2 separate regions of the Homo sapiens genome follow, and region 1 is linked to region 2. The links are chromatin loops, found by intact Hi-C in ENCODE. Cell type or tissue: endothelial cell of umbilical vein. All regions are shown on one strand.

What was found. A loop is a pair of places that touch in the nucleus more often than their neighbours do. Peaks named below come from ENCODE experiments on the same cell type or tissue, not always from the same donor. Only the 100,000 strongest peaks of a DNase experiment are listed, where the experiment ranks them.
Region 1: it touches region 2 in a loop (20-fold over the local background); 4 of 110 quality-filtered maps call a loop at or near these places.

The regions. Positions count from the first base shown.
Region 1 is chr3:100,886,998-100,894,997 of GRCh38, reverse strand. The region is part of intron 4 of ABI3BP (ABI family member 3 binding protein); the gene reads left to right. Among named protein-coding and RNA genes, the nearest start is that of ABI3BP, 100 kb to the left of the region's middle. In endothelial cell of umbilical vein, a CTCF peak has its summit at 1,215 (motif pointing left); DNase peaks (open chromatin) are centred at 1,207 and 3,737.
Region 2 is chr3:100,459,010-100,467,009 of GRCh38, reverse strand. No RefSeq gene overlaps it. Among named protein-coding and RNA genes, the nearest start is that of TMEM45A, 30 kb to the left of the region's middle. RefSeq lists enhancers at 486-986, 716-1,025. In endothelial cell of umbilical vein, a CTCF peak has its summit at 3,904 (motif pointing left); a DNase peak (open chromatin) is centred at 3,889; H3K27me3 peaks cover 515 bases.

The sequences.
Region 1 (8,000 bases), 430 kb before region 2:
AACATTCTCATCTTGTGTTTTTTTTTTCTGTTTTTTTTTTTTTTTTTTTTTTTTTTTTTGAAGCGGAATCCCGCTCTGTCGCCCAGGCTGGAGTGCAGAGGCGCGATCTCGGCTCACTGTAAGCTCCGCCTGCCGGGTTCACGCCATTCTCCTGCCTCAGCCTCCCGAGTAGCTGGGACTACAGGCACCGGCCACCATGCCTAGCTAATTTTTTGTATTTTTAGTACAGGTGGGGTTTCACCGTGTTAGCCAGGATGTTCTTGATCTCCTGACCTCGTGATCTGCCCTCCTTGGCCTCCCAAAGTGCTGGGATTACAGGCGTGAGCCACCGCGCCCGGCCGTGTTTACTTACTCTTAACGTAGAATGAGGGCTCTCCTTTTTGGCCAGTCCAGAGCAGACTCTCTTGCCTTTTTTCCGCCCCCAAGTTTGTAAGAAGCGAGTATCTTCAGTGTCTGAATTCTCACCTGATTGACCCCAGTGCCTTGTTACCTGTCTGTCTTGCCGTGTAAGTTTTAAGCTCGGTGAAGACAGGGAGTATCTTGCCCACCGTTACTTCCTGGTCCCCCGAAGAGCATCAGGAACATAGGAGGCCCCAAGTAAATACATGCTGAATGAAATAACCAGTGAGATATCAACATTCTCACTTTTATGTGTTACCATTACCTCAAACTCAACATGACAAGATTAAACTCAGACTTTTTCTCTTGAAATATCACCTCACTTGTCTCTGTATTGCTTTCTAAAGTAGTATCATTGTCCCATTGGCTCTAATTTAAAACTTCATTTATTTTCTATTTTTCACCTACTATCGTTTATGAAGGCCCGAAGATACATTCGTTTTTCTTTTGAGATGTACCCATATCTGCATCTGTGTCTTCTCCTTGTCCATTTCACACTAATGTTCCCAATCCAAGCATGCCTCACCTTACCCTGGATTCTGGCAACAGCATCCTGGCTACATTCCCTGCTATTTTCTTCCCCCAATCTATTCTACCTTCCACAGTACTGAGGAAATCTAGACTATCCTTTATCAACTCACTCTTTCCTCATCCTGAATTTATCTTTACCTCTCTTCTCTTCTTTCCAAGAAACACAATTCTGACTTCAGACAGTGCTCATGATCCCATCTTTCCCATGTCGTCTAAGCCTTTGCTTCTCCAGTGATCCCCTCTCTCTTCCATTTGCCCTTTCACAGGCAGTGGTGCCCTGCCTCCTGCTGGCAAGCATGCTCAAAGTTTCTCTCCCTGAAAACAAAGCCTTCTGTTGATCCTGTTATGTATTCTAAGCTACTTTTCAGTCTCTTTTAATTTCCAAACTTTTCAGAGTTATGGCTCCCACATTCTGAATTCTGCACCATCTGCACAGTCCTCATCCCTTCTCACTAGTTGCCATCCCTTTTCCACTGTTCCACTGAAATGTCTCTTGGTGGTCACTAATGACCAATTAGTTACTAAACCCAGTAGAGTTTTCTCAGTCCTTATCCTTCTTAACCTATTCTTAAACTCTTTCTTTCTTTGACATTTTTATTTAGATTTTCCTCTTGCCCCTTTAACCATTTGTATTAGGGTTTCCTAGAGGGACAGGATTAATAGGAGAGATGTATATACATGAAGGGGAGTTTGTTAAGGAGTATTGACTCACAGAATCACAAGTTGAGGTTTCATAACAGGCCGTCTGCAAGCTGAGGAACAAGGAAGCCAGTCCGCGTCCCAAAACCTCAAAAGTAGGGAAGCTGACAATGCAGCTTTCAGTCTGTGGCTGAAGACCCAAGAGCCCCTGGCAAACCACTGTCATTAAGTCCAAGAATCCAAAAGCTGAAAACTTGAAGTCTGATGTTTGAGGGGAGGAAGCATCCAGCACAGGGGAAAGATGGAAGCTAGAAGACTCAGACAGTCTAGTCCTTCCAACTTCTTTTGCCTGCTTTATCCTAGCTATGCTGTCAGCTGATTAGATGGTGTCCACCCAAATGGAGGGTGGGTCTGCCTTTCCAAGTCCACTGACTCAAATGTTCATCTCTTTTGGCAACACCCTCACAGACATACCTAGGATCAATACTTGGCTTCCTTCAATCCAATCAAGTTGACACTCACTATTAACCATCACACCTTTCCTTTTCTCCTTTGCTCACTCCTTATTATATCTCCTAAATGTGGAATCATGTTCTATCTTACCTGCAGTACCCTTCTTATCTATGTCTAGTCTTTAACAATCCCCTCTATGCACAACAGTGCTTCTCAAACTTTGTGCATGCAAGTCATGTAGGGAACCTTACTAAAATGCAGATTCTGATTCAGTAGGCCTGAGAAGGAGCCTGAGAATCTGCATTTTTAAAAGCTCTCAGAAATTGCTTTTGTTGCTGTTCTACAGAGAACAGAAGTGGCAAGTATGTAAATGACTTCCAGGGTTGAATCTCTGACCTGGGCCCATTTACAAATTACTAAGAATATGTTTTCAGTTGTCCATGGAATATTTTCATCACAATAACCAGGTAACTGTGATTGGCACCTCACACTCAGACTAAATTCATACTTTCTATACTATTAAAAGAATACTTTTCCCATCACTTTATTCTCACTTTTGAAAAATCAGTTTTAACTTTTTTCGCTTTCTTTGGTACCCATATCCTATAAGGAGTCTGGTTTCATCAATTCTTTCTTAGAACTGTAACTTTAATCTGTTCTGGTTTTTATGTGTGTGTGTGATTCCTTTCCTTGTTATCTCACATCTGGAGTATACCTTGAGATGCCTCCCTCCAGTTTCTCTGTGACTTATTCTTCCACGCTGGTAATTCTAGCTTCCTTCATTACTACTCAACTTTATTTACCTACTGAGGAATTGCCACCAGCTCCCCACTGTCTAGGAAAATAAGTCATAGAATCTCTCAAGAAATATACCTCAATGCATATCTGAGTCATGCTCATGAAATGAGGTGTAAATCCAATCCACGCTGCTTTCCAGGGGCCTGGGTAGTATGTCCTGAAGTAAACGACGTCAATGGAATGGGATTTAAAATGCAGCGTGTCCATTTCTCAGCTTCAGGCTGGATAGTGCCACACCCAGCCCCAGCTCTATGCTGTGTGCTTTCCATTCTGCCTTCTTCAGTCATACACATATGCATGTCTACCTCCTTCATTAGAGTGCAAGCTCACTTTTGAAACTGCAGAATACCACTTGCTTCCATCTCACACAGAACCCAGCATTGTATTTTACAATAGTAGTTCTCAACATATAAGTGAATATGCAAGTGGGATGTCAAGAAGAGGATTTAAAAATCATCTAGCCAGTCTATTCAGCTCTTGAAGCTTCTTTGCAACATCTCCCATCCAGAGTCCACAGTGAGCATCTCCAGGGATGGCATCATAGCATGGATGTTGAAGATACAAATTCTGGTCACACTGACTTACCCGAGTTCAAAACTCTGCTCTATTATCATCTTAGTTGCTTTGCATGGGTTGCTTAAATGCTTTTAGTCTTGGTTTTCTTATCTGCAAAAGGGGGTAAGTAATATCATAGGGTTGTCAAAATTTAGTAAGATGACACATGTAAAATGGTTAATGCAGTGTCTAGCATGCAGTGAATACTCAAAATTATACTGTCTCCTGCTAGCCTTCTCATTGCTTTGATATTATTTACTTTATGTTATAATTGCCAACTTCAGGCAAGCCATTCCATTTCAGATAGCACTAATATCAGTAGAAACATTTCTTTTGTTGTACTTAAACCAGCCACCAGTGGGTGATACTATACGAAGAAAGGAGATCTTAGAAATAGTTGACCAGTTTGTGATGAGTCAGAATTCAATTCACATTTGAGAATCATGGTAAAAATAACTTGCATTTGCCTTATCATGATCCTACTGTTGAGTTAGGAAAATGTGGTTAGACAGACTCACGTTACTTTTTTCCAGAGGTAATCTCTAGATTACTGTGTCAACCCATTGCTTTCTATTTGGCTATAGATGTAAAACTACCAAATAAAAGTGGATTTTGTGGTCTACAAAAAAAAAAAAAAAGTTGACCAGTTTGAAAATTATCACGAGTCCAAAGATATTAATGACCTAAACTGGGGCTCACATGCTACCTTGGAATAGTGGAGAGGCAAGTGGAAGAGAATTCATGTAAGAAAATATACTTGGATTTGACAACTGATTGGACATGAGGGGAGAAAGGACTCTGAAGTCATCAGAAATGGGGATCACAAGAGAAACAGATTTGGAAAAGAAAATGAAGAGTAGATTTTAAGTTAGTTATGAAATTCACAGAGGATTAAGTAATTTGGTCATAAGGTTTTACTATAATAAAGAGGTCAGCCAACAGATTGCAAAGAAATAGAGACATTTTGAGTGGTAAGAAAGTGGGAGAAGACAGATTATTAAGAAATTTCATGTTAAAATATAGTGGCAGGTTTAAGAGAAAAGTACTAGTTTTAATTTTGTTGGGGTAGAATGAAAGATATCTAAACAACTTTTAGACTCGGGAAGGTCCGTAAGGAATCAAGGGAAAGGTTGGAGATCTGGTGGAATAAGGAAGTGGAATACAATTATTGAGAAGCTTATCTTTGAGAAGATGAGAATGCTTTTTCCCTTGAAATCAGAGTGGGACAAAGAGAGAATGAAGGGGAAGAGAGACCCTTTAGAGGAAGGGAATGAGGGCAGAATTTTTCTCAGTAGTTACAGTCTCAGTAAAGCAAGAAGCAACACTGACAAAGACAGTGTCAGGATGTGTTCTTTGACATGAAGAGTCAAAAATGTGGGAAATAGATGTTTTAGGAAATGTAAAAGTAGTTAATCACATAGAAATAAAAGCATTCCTGAAGGAAGTATGGAAAACCCAAAAGACAGTCAACCATGTACATTAAGCTGGGGTAGTTCGTAGAAGGACTAAGCTTAGTTTGGTGTTCAATTTCTTCACTTAGTGTAATTCACTACCAGTTACATCATAAATTCAGTTTATGGAGTTTCTACTTCTGTCTCAGGTATTTTGTTAGAATAGAATATCCAATATGTTGCTGGAATAAATTTTTAGAAACAAAGGATCTAAAAGATAGTGGAGTCCAGTCCCTCTCTGAGAAATTGATGCTTAAGAGGGTGGAGAGATGCCCCCCTCCCAAGGTCATGCTACTAGTTTGCAGCTGACTAAAATCCGAGTCAAGCTACTACCTGCCTTTCTGCTACATTTTGAGGAGCTGTGGATTTTTCAATGCTATAACAACAATTATTGGCAGTATTGAGACTATTCAGGTGGCCCAAGCACAGAATAATGCCAGTTGAACCAAATGCTACCTTCAACAGTTTCTTACCTCTTAATTAGGATATGAGATGCTCTTGTTCTTAAAATTGAAATTGCTGAAGGCAGGCTTTCTAGAAGTCTAGTCTGATGACATTCATAGACTACTACCTGTATTTTTAATAGACTTGTTGCCTCTGTGTGCACTTGTGCTCAATTTTAATCATTCACAGAAAAAGGGTCAACTAACGTTTGACAAGACTGTGACTATATGTTATGGTAAATACACATTAAAACAAAAACTAAAAAGCCTTCAATAATGTGAAATGCTGATTACTTTTGTTTTTCTTCCATTCTGGTTCATTTTTCCATCTTTTTCCATGTCTTTTGCCTAGCACCACAGTTGAAAGAGTCCAGTGCAGTACAAAAGGCATTAGATTAGGAGTCAGAAATTGGCATTTGCCTGGGTCTGTCACTGATTATCAGGGCTTAGACACTTCTTGGGCTCTCTTTTCCTTGTATGATAATTCTTTCTCTGCTCAGAGTTTATTGTATGGATTAAATGGAATAGGTAAATAAAAATCATAAGCCCTGTGCAAATGTATAATGCAGAAATTTATTGTGTTTGGCTTCAGTTTGCTTTGGTTCTGTAGGAGTGGTGCGTTATGCAATGATGTGTTGCAAAATATAATTGTAGACCTAATGGCTTAAATCAATATGTCTTTGGAATTGAATAATTGGTTACTTAGAGATATTATAGTCTAATTTTTAAATGACCCTTAGAGCACCACATATTCATTCCACAAATATTTATGGAGCACCTACTGTGTACTGGGTTATAAAGAACTGTTTATTATCATAAGACCTATATTTTGTTTTAAAATCAATGAAAATTTACTTCACCACTTTAAGTATAGTTAAGTGGCCTAATCTCTCTGCTTGAAAAAAAATGATAGTGCTATAAAACAAAATTGGAATTTGCCTATAATATACAAGTATCAACGGAGACAGTGTTGAAAAGGACAAACCTAACTAGGAGAAGAAGGGCAAAATGCCTAAGCCTTTATTTTCCTGAAAAACTTGGGATAAGAGGGTATTTCAAATGCTTTGTGATCAAAATGGAAAAGATTTACACTCTGGATTTTTAAACCATGGTGAAGTTTAGGGTTCTTTTTAAAGAACAAAACATTTCTGTCTCATTTATTTATAAGCAGGTTATGTGAGATCAAGTTGACTGCAAAGCCTTGAATCTGACCTTCAGTAGTTCTGTTAGCAACAGGACTCCTGCATCATGAAAGCAGTTAAGTCCTCAGAAATGTATCTACTAGAGATGCATAATTTTGTTGGCCCATCTGGTCTGATTTTAGCTTCTTAACATTTCTCTAAGAGCCAGGACGGGGAAAAAATAACAATAAAAATTTCATGCAGCGTATTTGTCAAGAAATGCATTTCATAAATCACTGATATTTTGACTCACAGGACACAAAGGACTTCTATTACATTCTATTACAATTCAATAATATAACATTTGTTTCCAGTAGCAGTTAGTGTTTAGGCTGGAACAGCCTCCTTCACTCATTCTGTTTTCTGCTACTTTGGAATGGGGGAATGGAGCCCTGAGCACAGCTTTCACTAGAAAGGAGCAAGCTAATCAATGATGGCAAGCCTTTCAGTGGTTTGTGCCTAGTAAGAAAGTAGGCTGAATATACAAATGCATCTCATCTCTCTCTCTATTTATTAAACTACAAACCCCCTGCTGACTTCATGGGCATACTACCTGTGCACCAGACCCCCAACTTAGAAGAGCCCAAATTTGGTTTAATGCTCTGCTGTCACTGTCTTAAGATTCCTAATAACTTTTGAACAGAGTCTACGTGTTCATTTCTTATTGAGCCCCACAAATTACGTAGCCAGTTTTGATACTCATCTCTAGATACTGGGATTGTTTTGCATCACCAAGAGCTTAGGCTTGACACTTAGAGAATGCTCAATAAATGTTTTCAGAATGAGCAAAATTCCTGATTTTTTAAAGCTTTAAATAAAAGCAAGTAACCTTAATCTTACTCCATTTAATTTTGCTGATGTAAGGAGTGGAGGAAAGGTACTAACCTTTTGAGGAAAATGTTAAGATATAAAAAAGACCCAAAAATAGTTTACCCAATGCGTATGTTTCCATCATCATAACATGGCAGCTACTATTTCATTCTATTAATTCAGTGTTTAATTAAAAATAAAAAGCAGATGAAGTTTACCTATTGACCCCATCTCAAATCCTATTTTTCTCATCACCTGCTCACTGGGAGTTAAAGCACTATCAGAAATGTTGTATCCTTTCAGTATTTGTTATCCCTTTACAGTGCCAGGAATAATATTTGGTAACATATTTCATACGTCTGAATATTTATGTAAATGATAGGAAACTATATGCACCAATCTGTAATTTGTTTTTATTTGATATTTTGTTTCTAAAATCTATCCACATTGATACATGTAGTTCTCCCATTCACTCTCATTACTGTATATAGTAGTATACTGTACTTGATCTGCTGCCCCACTTACAGCGGCTGTTTAAAGTAGAGCCAGAGGAGTCTGTCTTTGTATTTCGATTCTGCCACCGCCACTGGTAAAAGTCAGTAGCTGGGTGATATTGGGCAAGTTAAGTGAATGTTCTGAAACTCCATTTTCACATTTGTAAAATGAGATTAATAATTTCTACCAGCTAAGATGTTTTCATGACAATTAAACCAGGTAATATATGTAAAACCTAGGTTCAA
Region 2 (8,000 bases):
CCAGACTGCAGCCAGCAGCCAGCGGGACTGCTCCTCTGCTGCCTCCTTACCATAAGCCAAATGCTAAGGTAAAGCTGAGGAGCTGGGTCCTCTTCAAACAAGGGAGCGAAAAAGGGTGTCCTGTGGCCTAACAAGATGCCTTCCAAAAGGAGGAAAAAAAACTCTTGCATAGAAAACTCCCTATATCTACAGGGCTGTGTTAACTGCTGACAGGGTGGAGAAAAGGAAGAAAAAAAAGCTTAAGTTCAGGGCTGGGAAGATGCCTTGGGTAGAAACCTCTTATTTATTCTTATGCAAGTGGGTTTCTTCAACAGGAAAAGAAACTTTTAATTGCTGTCTCCTCCTTCTTGGCTCAGCAAGGGGAGGAAAGACTCCTTGGGCACCTAGCAGGAGGGGACGGCAAGTGAGAAATGCTGGCCAGCCAGCCATGAGGGACCCTTGTGCTGTGTGCCCCAGCCAGGAGGGGAGCAGGGCAGGGAGCTTGCCAATCTGTCTTGTGTGCATGCCTGTGGCCATTGGGGTGGGGGTGGAACATGCCCACTAAAAGATAGGTGCCATTACAGTCCTGAAAAAAGAAGGAAAATGCCATAGAAAAGACTGGGTTGGACAAAGGCCAACATTCCTGACCCCTGAGAGCAACAGGGGGGCAGGGGGCAGGTTGCAGTATCCCCTGCCTTCCGAAAAAGTCTGAGGATAAGAAAGCTCAGAAACAAAAGTGAAAGAGATTGTTGGGTCCACATTTTACTCAACCTTCTGACAAATGCCAGACAAGCCTCCAAAATGATGCAGAATTTTTTGCTCTGAACTAAGGTTCAGCTTGGTCTGGGTTCTTGTCTCACAATCAGGAAGAAGTAGATACATGGACACTGGAAGAGTGAGCAAGGCAGGAAGTTTTACTGAGTGATGAAACAGCTTTTAGTGGGGAAGTTACACAGGGGTAGTTCCCCTGCCTGAAGGTAAGAGAGTTTCCAATATGGCTGAGCCCAGGGCTTTTTATGGGCTCAGAATAGGGAGTGCGTGCTGATTAGCTTGTGAGTATGCAAAAAAGTCAAAGACACCACTTAAAAATGGGCATGATAGTGTAGGAAACCAATTAGGAAAGGGTAGGTATATGTAAAATAGTTGAAGGCTGAGTATCAATCAGAGGAAAGCACGCCAAACAGGAGGGCGGGTTCTCAATCTGGTTCAAGGATTTACCTGGGACTGTTTCTGACTTGAAGGTTGAATTTCACCGGGGACCCACCCCTACCTGCCTAGGTATTTATCAACAAGGCTGCAATCAAGTTGTCAGTCATGTGAAGCTCGATTAAAGAAGGATCCATTTCCAAGTTCACATGGCTGTTAGCAGGATTCAGTTCTTTGCAGGTTTTCAGAATGAGGGCATTTCCTTGATGACTACTGGCAAGAGGTCACCCTCAATTCCTTCCCCACGGGCTTCTTCATATGGCAGCTTAAACCCCCTTATACATATATAGTTTGCAAATATTTCTTCCCAATCTGTAGGTTGCCATTTCATTTTGTTGTTTCCTTTGCTATGCAGAAGCTTTTTAGTTTGATATAGTCCCATTTATTTATTTTTGCTTTTATAGTGAGCTTTTGGTATGATATCCAAAAAATTACTGCCACTGCCAGTGTCCAAAAACTTTTTCCCTTTGTTCTCTTTTAGGAAATTTATAGTTTCAGGTTTACATTTAGGTATTTTATCAATTTTGCAAAACTCCTAATTTTGGTACATAGCATCTGTTACAGTCAGCCCTCTGTATCTGTGGGTTCCACATCCAGGGATTCAACCAACCATGAAAAAATATTTGAGAAAAGATAAATGGTTGTGTCTGCCCTGAACATCCACAAATTTGTTTTTCTTTTTATTATCCCCTAAATAATACAGTATAACAACTAGTTATATAGCATTCACATTGTATTAGGTATTATAAACAACCTAGAAATGATTAAAAGTACAGTTATTATTCCTTGTTATATGTGGGGGATTTGTTCCAGGACTCCCAAGTACACCAAAAGCCATGCATACTCCAGGTCTTGAAGTCAGCCCTTTGGAACCCACGTATAAGAAGAGTTGGTGCTCCATATACACTGGTTTGACATTCCTCAATAATGTATTTTCCATCTGTGTTTGGTTGAAAACATCTGCTTATAAGTGGACCTGCACAGTTTAAGCCAACATTGTTCAAAAGTCAACTGTATACAGAACGATATGCATAGGTTATATGCCAATGCTACACCATTTTATATAGGAAACTTGAGCATCCATGGATTTTGGTATCCACAGGGGGTCCTGGAATCAATCCCCTATGGATAGTGAAGGACAGCTGTGTATCTTGATGCCTCAGCCAAAATCTCAATATAAGCATTCTGTTTTGTGTATATGTCTATTTTTCCAACAAAAATTGAAGTTCCTTGAAGGCAAGGACTGTGTCTCACTCATCTTGGTGTGCCCCACCTATTACGCTGCAGTACATGCAGCCCTTAGTAAATATCCATGAATTAGCAAAGCAGAGAGGAAACTGTTTCAAGATGTTTATAATACTTAAGAAATGGCTTTGCTGGCTGGGCATGGTGGCTCACACCTGTAATCCCAGCATTTTGGGAGGACAAGCTGGGCTGATCACTTGAGGCCAGGAGTTCGAGACCAGCCTGGCCAACATGGCAAAACCCCATCTCTACCAAAAATAGAAAACTTAGTCAGGCATGTTGGGGCATGCCTGTAATCCCAGCTATTAGGGTGGCTGAGGCAGGAGAATCACTTGAACCCGGGAAACAGAAGTTGCAGTGAGGAGATCGCACCACTGCACTTCAGCCTAGATGACAGAGTGAGACTTTGTCTCAAAAAAAAAAATGCCTTCACTGTTGTTTCATTCATTATTTCTTTCACTCATTCAACAAACCTATTCATGCACCATGCTGTTTGCCAAGAGGATATTCTCAACTTAGAAGGAGAGTACCATAATTTCTTTTCCCACTTCAAGAAACTCTTCTTTGTCTTCTAGCCACAGAGCTAACAATGACTAATGACGGAACTTTGGGAAAGCAGCATGCTAATATGTCTGAAGTGGCATAGCAATATTGCCTCTGTGATGTATCCCTCCCTGAAATTGTCACACCATGTGATTCACTCAAAACCTTCCAATAGCTTCCCATGACACTTAGAATAACAACCACCTAGGTAACAGATTATCCACCCTTTGCATTTTCCAGCTTCGTTTTCCATTGCACACCTGTCATGCACTCCTTTCCAGGAATATGTTGCTATTTTTAAAAGAAGCCAAGCAAGCTCTTACCTTAGTGCCTTTACACTGCTGCGCTGCTGCCTGAGACCCTTTTCCCTCATTTCATTCATACCTCAGCTCAAATACCACCTCATCAGACAGGCTTTTTTGGAAACTCACTCTTAAAAAGCATTCCCGTTATCTCTATTTCCTAACTGTTTTTGATTCTTCATGACATTATGCTATATTTTTCTTTGATTTTTGTTTACCATCTGACATGGTTTGGCTCTGAATCCCCACTCAAATCTCATCTCGAATTGTAATCCCCACGTGTTGAGGGAGGGAACTGGTGGGAGGTGATTTGATCATGGGGGCAGTTTCCCCCATGTTTTTCTCATGATAGTGAAGAAGCTTTTAAGAGATTTGATGCTTACACCTGTAATCCCAGCCCTTTAGGAGGCTGAGTGGGGAGGATCATTTGAGCCCAGGAGCTCAAGGCTGCAGTGAGCTATGATCACACCACTGTACTCCAGGCTGGATGACAGACTCTAAAAAAAAAAAAAAGAAAGAAAGAAAGAAAAGAAAAACGTAACGATAGTGATTTTGTCTTTGGCCAAACACTGAGGCTTGCGTCCAGCATTACCTGTCCAAATGCTGGTTCAAGTCTGCCCCCTAGAGTAGAGTAACCAGAATGTCTTGACAGTAATAATGAGCTGTATTAAGGTCATAACAACACTTGGCTTTTCTGGGAGGCTGTCATACTGTTTTCTGCATTACTTGAAAGTGTGTCAGCTATTACTTTTATAAGCAAAAAAAGTTTCCATTTTAGGAGGGAAAATATCAACTCCAAATACAGTTTTTCATTGTGAGAGAGTCATCTATGACAGTGTTTGGCCTACAATAGGCAGAATTAATTCAAGTTTTAGGGTCCTGCTTGTTTAGAGTCACACTCTCAAACTGTATATGGTCGTCGCTCAGTATGCACAGGAGGTTGGCCCAGGATCCTCACAGATACCAAAATCCGATGATGTTCATATCTCTTATATAAAATGACATAGTAATTGCATATAACCTATTCACATCTTCCTACATACTTTAAATCATCTCTAGATTACTTATAATACCTAACACAATGTAAACACTATGCAAAAAGTTGCTATACTGTATTGTTTTTATTTGGATGGTCTTTTATTGTTGTATTATTATTATTATTGGTTTTATTTTTGAATGTTTTTGATCTGTGATTGGTCGAATCTGTTGATGTAGAACCTGTGCATATGGAAAGCCAGCTATATATTGAGATGCTACTATGTGATAGGTGCCTATTAAGTTTTGGGAATGGAAAGATGATTAAGATATGGTTTCTCTCACTAAGAGTTCACGGGCTAGAGAGGAAGACAGACGTGTAAGGAAATCATTCCATTACATAATGAAGCCTACATGAGCTATACTATAGCACAAGAAAGAATATGAATAGACAGGGCACTTTTATTTCGAGAAGAAAGACGGAAACAAGGAAGAACGGAAGAAAGACAGTTTAGGTATAACAAAATTTACTTAAAATGTTGTAACTAGTATTAGGCCAATTAACCCAAAATAGCACCTTGGATTAATTAAATTTAAATACATTTTAAGCTCAGTTAAACTTAAAAACTAAAATGTTAGTAATATAAAAAGAGGTTTGAAAGTTAGCCAAGGTATAGATCAGTGCTATCTAATAGAAATATAATATGAGACATATATGCTGTTTTAAATTTTCTAGTAACTACATTTATATAAGGAAAAAAGATAATTAATTTTCATAATATATTTGATTTAACCAAATATATCTAAAATATTATTATTTCTATTGTAAGAAATGAAGCAAGATATAAAGGGCCTGAAATCAGGTTGTAGCAATGAGAATAGAGGGAATTCGGTAGATCCAAGTGATATTTAGAGGCAAAATAGACACAAGTTGATGATTAATTAGATGGAGAATGGGAGAAAAGGAGGAGTACAAGTGGCTTCAAACCCAGGTAAGTTCTTCCACGAGCAACTGGTAAATGATGCTACCAGTCACTGAGATAGGGAACACAGAAAGAGGGGCAGAAGGAGAGCAGACAGGGCAATAAAGAACAGTTTACTTTCAAAAGATGAGTTTGAGATGTCTGTGAAACCTGTAACTAATATGTCCAAAGGATGCTTTTATATATGAGTGTGCTGCTCAGGAGAGAGTCTGCACCACAGGGACAGATTTGGGAGCCATCAGCACATAGGTGGCCGATACCCTGCACGTGTTTGAGATTACCCAGGGAAGATAAGGTAACTGAGGCAAATGCTTAGACAGAGCTCTGAAGAAAATCCGTATTTAAGGTATATGGATCTCTCACCAAAGCACCAAAACAACCAGCAGTGATAGGAGAGGTACAAGGAAAACCAGAAGAATATAAGTCTCAACAGCCAGCCAGAGAGGGGCTTCAAGAGGGAGGGAGTAATCAGCAATGTCTGATGCTTCTAGAAAGTCAAGCAAAGTCAAGAGATGTTTTCACAGAATTTGACAGTAAGGAGCTCAAGGGTGACTTTGAAGAGAACGGTTTCTATAAAGGGTAAGGACAGAAGTCACATTGCAGCAGACTCAAAACTGAGGGGAAATGTAGATAACTCTTCAAGAAGTTTTCTATGAAAAGGAAGATAGCTAAGTTGGTTACTATTGGCTATCAAGAATGGTATCTCTTGGTATGTTATGAGGGAAAGTTTTTATGGCAGAAGTGACGGCCGGGCGCGGTGGCTTACGCCTGTAATCCCAGCACTTTGGGAGGCTGAGGTGGGCGGATCACGAGGTCAGGCGATTGAGACCATCCTGGCTAACACGGTGAAACCCCGTCTCTGCTAAAAAAAATATAAAGAAATTAGCTGGGCATGGTGACCGGCGCCTTAGTCCCAGCTACTCGGGAGGCTGAGGCAGGAGAATGGCGTGAACCCCGGAGGCGGAGCTTGCAGTGAGCCGGGATCTCGCCACTGCACTCCAGCCTGGGCGACAGAGCGAGACTCCGTCTCAAAAAAAAAAAAACAAAGTGACTTGACTCCACTTAAACACCATTTAAAATTATGTAATAAACAATTTTATCGATTAAAGAGATGTTAATGATATATTCTTAACTGAAATGAGATTATGACTGAAAAAGTGTTTGATGTGCACTTACGTTCATGTGCACATGTACACGTAAATAGCATTCTGGAAGTACATACACCAAGGCATTAACCATATTTATCTCCGAGAAGGTAAACAAACACATTTAAAATTTTTGTTCTGTTAGGCGTGGGGGCTCACACCAGTAATCTCAGCACTTTGAAGAGGCCAAAGCAGGAAGATCTCTTGAGCCCAGGAGTTTCAGAACAGCCTGGGCAACATAGGGAAACCCCCCCACCTTACAAATACTTTTTTTTTAATTAGCTGGCTGTGGTGGTGTATGCCTATGGTCCCAGCTACTGGGGCGACTAGGGTGGCAGGATCACTTGAACCCAGGAGGTTGAGGCTGCAGTGAGCAGTGTTTGCACGGTGGAAGATGATTGGATCATGGGGAAAGTTTCCCCAGTGCTGTTCTCATGATTGTGAATGAATTCTCACAAGATCTGATGGTTTTATAAAGCAATTTTCCCTGCTCTTGCTAGCTCTCTCTTTCCTGCCATCAAGTGAAGAAGGTCCTTGCTTCCCCTTCGCCTTCTGCCATGATTGTAGGTTTCTTGAGGCCTCCCCAGCCATGTGCAAATGTGAGTCGATTAAACCTCTTTTAAACCTCTTTTCTTTATAAATTACCCAGTCTTGGGCAGTTCTTTTTTTTTTTTTTTTTTTTTTTTTAGATGGCGTCTCACTCTGCCACCCAGGCTGGAGAGCAGTGGAGCAATCTCAGCTCACTGCAACCTCTGCCTCCCAGGTTCAAGCAATTCTCCTGCCTCAACCTCTCGAGTAGCTGGGATTACAAGTGCCTGCCACCACACCTGGCTAATTTTTGGTATTTTTATTAGAGATGGAGTTTCACTGTGTTGGCCAGGCTGGTCTTGAACTCCTGACCTCAGATGATCCACCTGCCTCGGTCTCCCAAAGTGCTGGGATTACAGGCATGAGCCACTGCATCTGGCCTTGTGCAGCTCTTTATAGCAGTGTGAGAATGGGCAAATATAGGAAATCGGTACTGCAGAGAGTGGGGTACTGCGATACAGGTACCAAAAAATGTGGAAGTGACTTTGAAACTGGGTAACAGGCAGAGGTTGGAACAGTTTGGAGGGCTCAGAAGACAGGAAAATGTGGGAAAGTTTGGAACTTCCTAGAGACTTGTCAAATGGTTTTGACCAAAATGCTGATAGCAGTGTAGACAATGAAGTCCAGGCTGAGATGGTCTCAGATGGAGATGCAGAACTTTTTGGAAACTGGAGCAAAGTTCACTCTTGCTACGCTTTAGCAGAGCAACTGGTGGCATTCTGCCCTTGCCCTAGAGATCTGTGGAACTTTGAAGTTGAGAGACATTATCTGAAATTGGAACTTATGTTTAAAAGGGAAGCAGAGCATAAAAGTTTGGAAAATGTGCAGCCTGACAATATGGTAAAAAAGAAAAATCCATTTTCTGGGGAGAAATTCAAACTGGCTAGAGAAATTTGCACAGGTAACAAGGTGCTGAATGTTAATTACCAAGACAATGGGGAAAATGTCTCCAGGGCATGTCAGAGACTTTCACAGCAGCCCCTCCCATCACAGACCCAGGGGCCTAGGAGGAAAAATGGTTTCCTGGGCCAAGT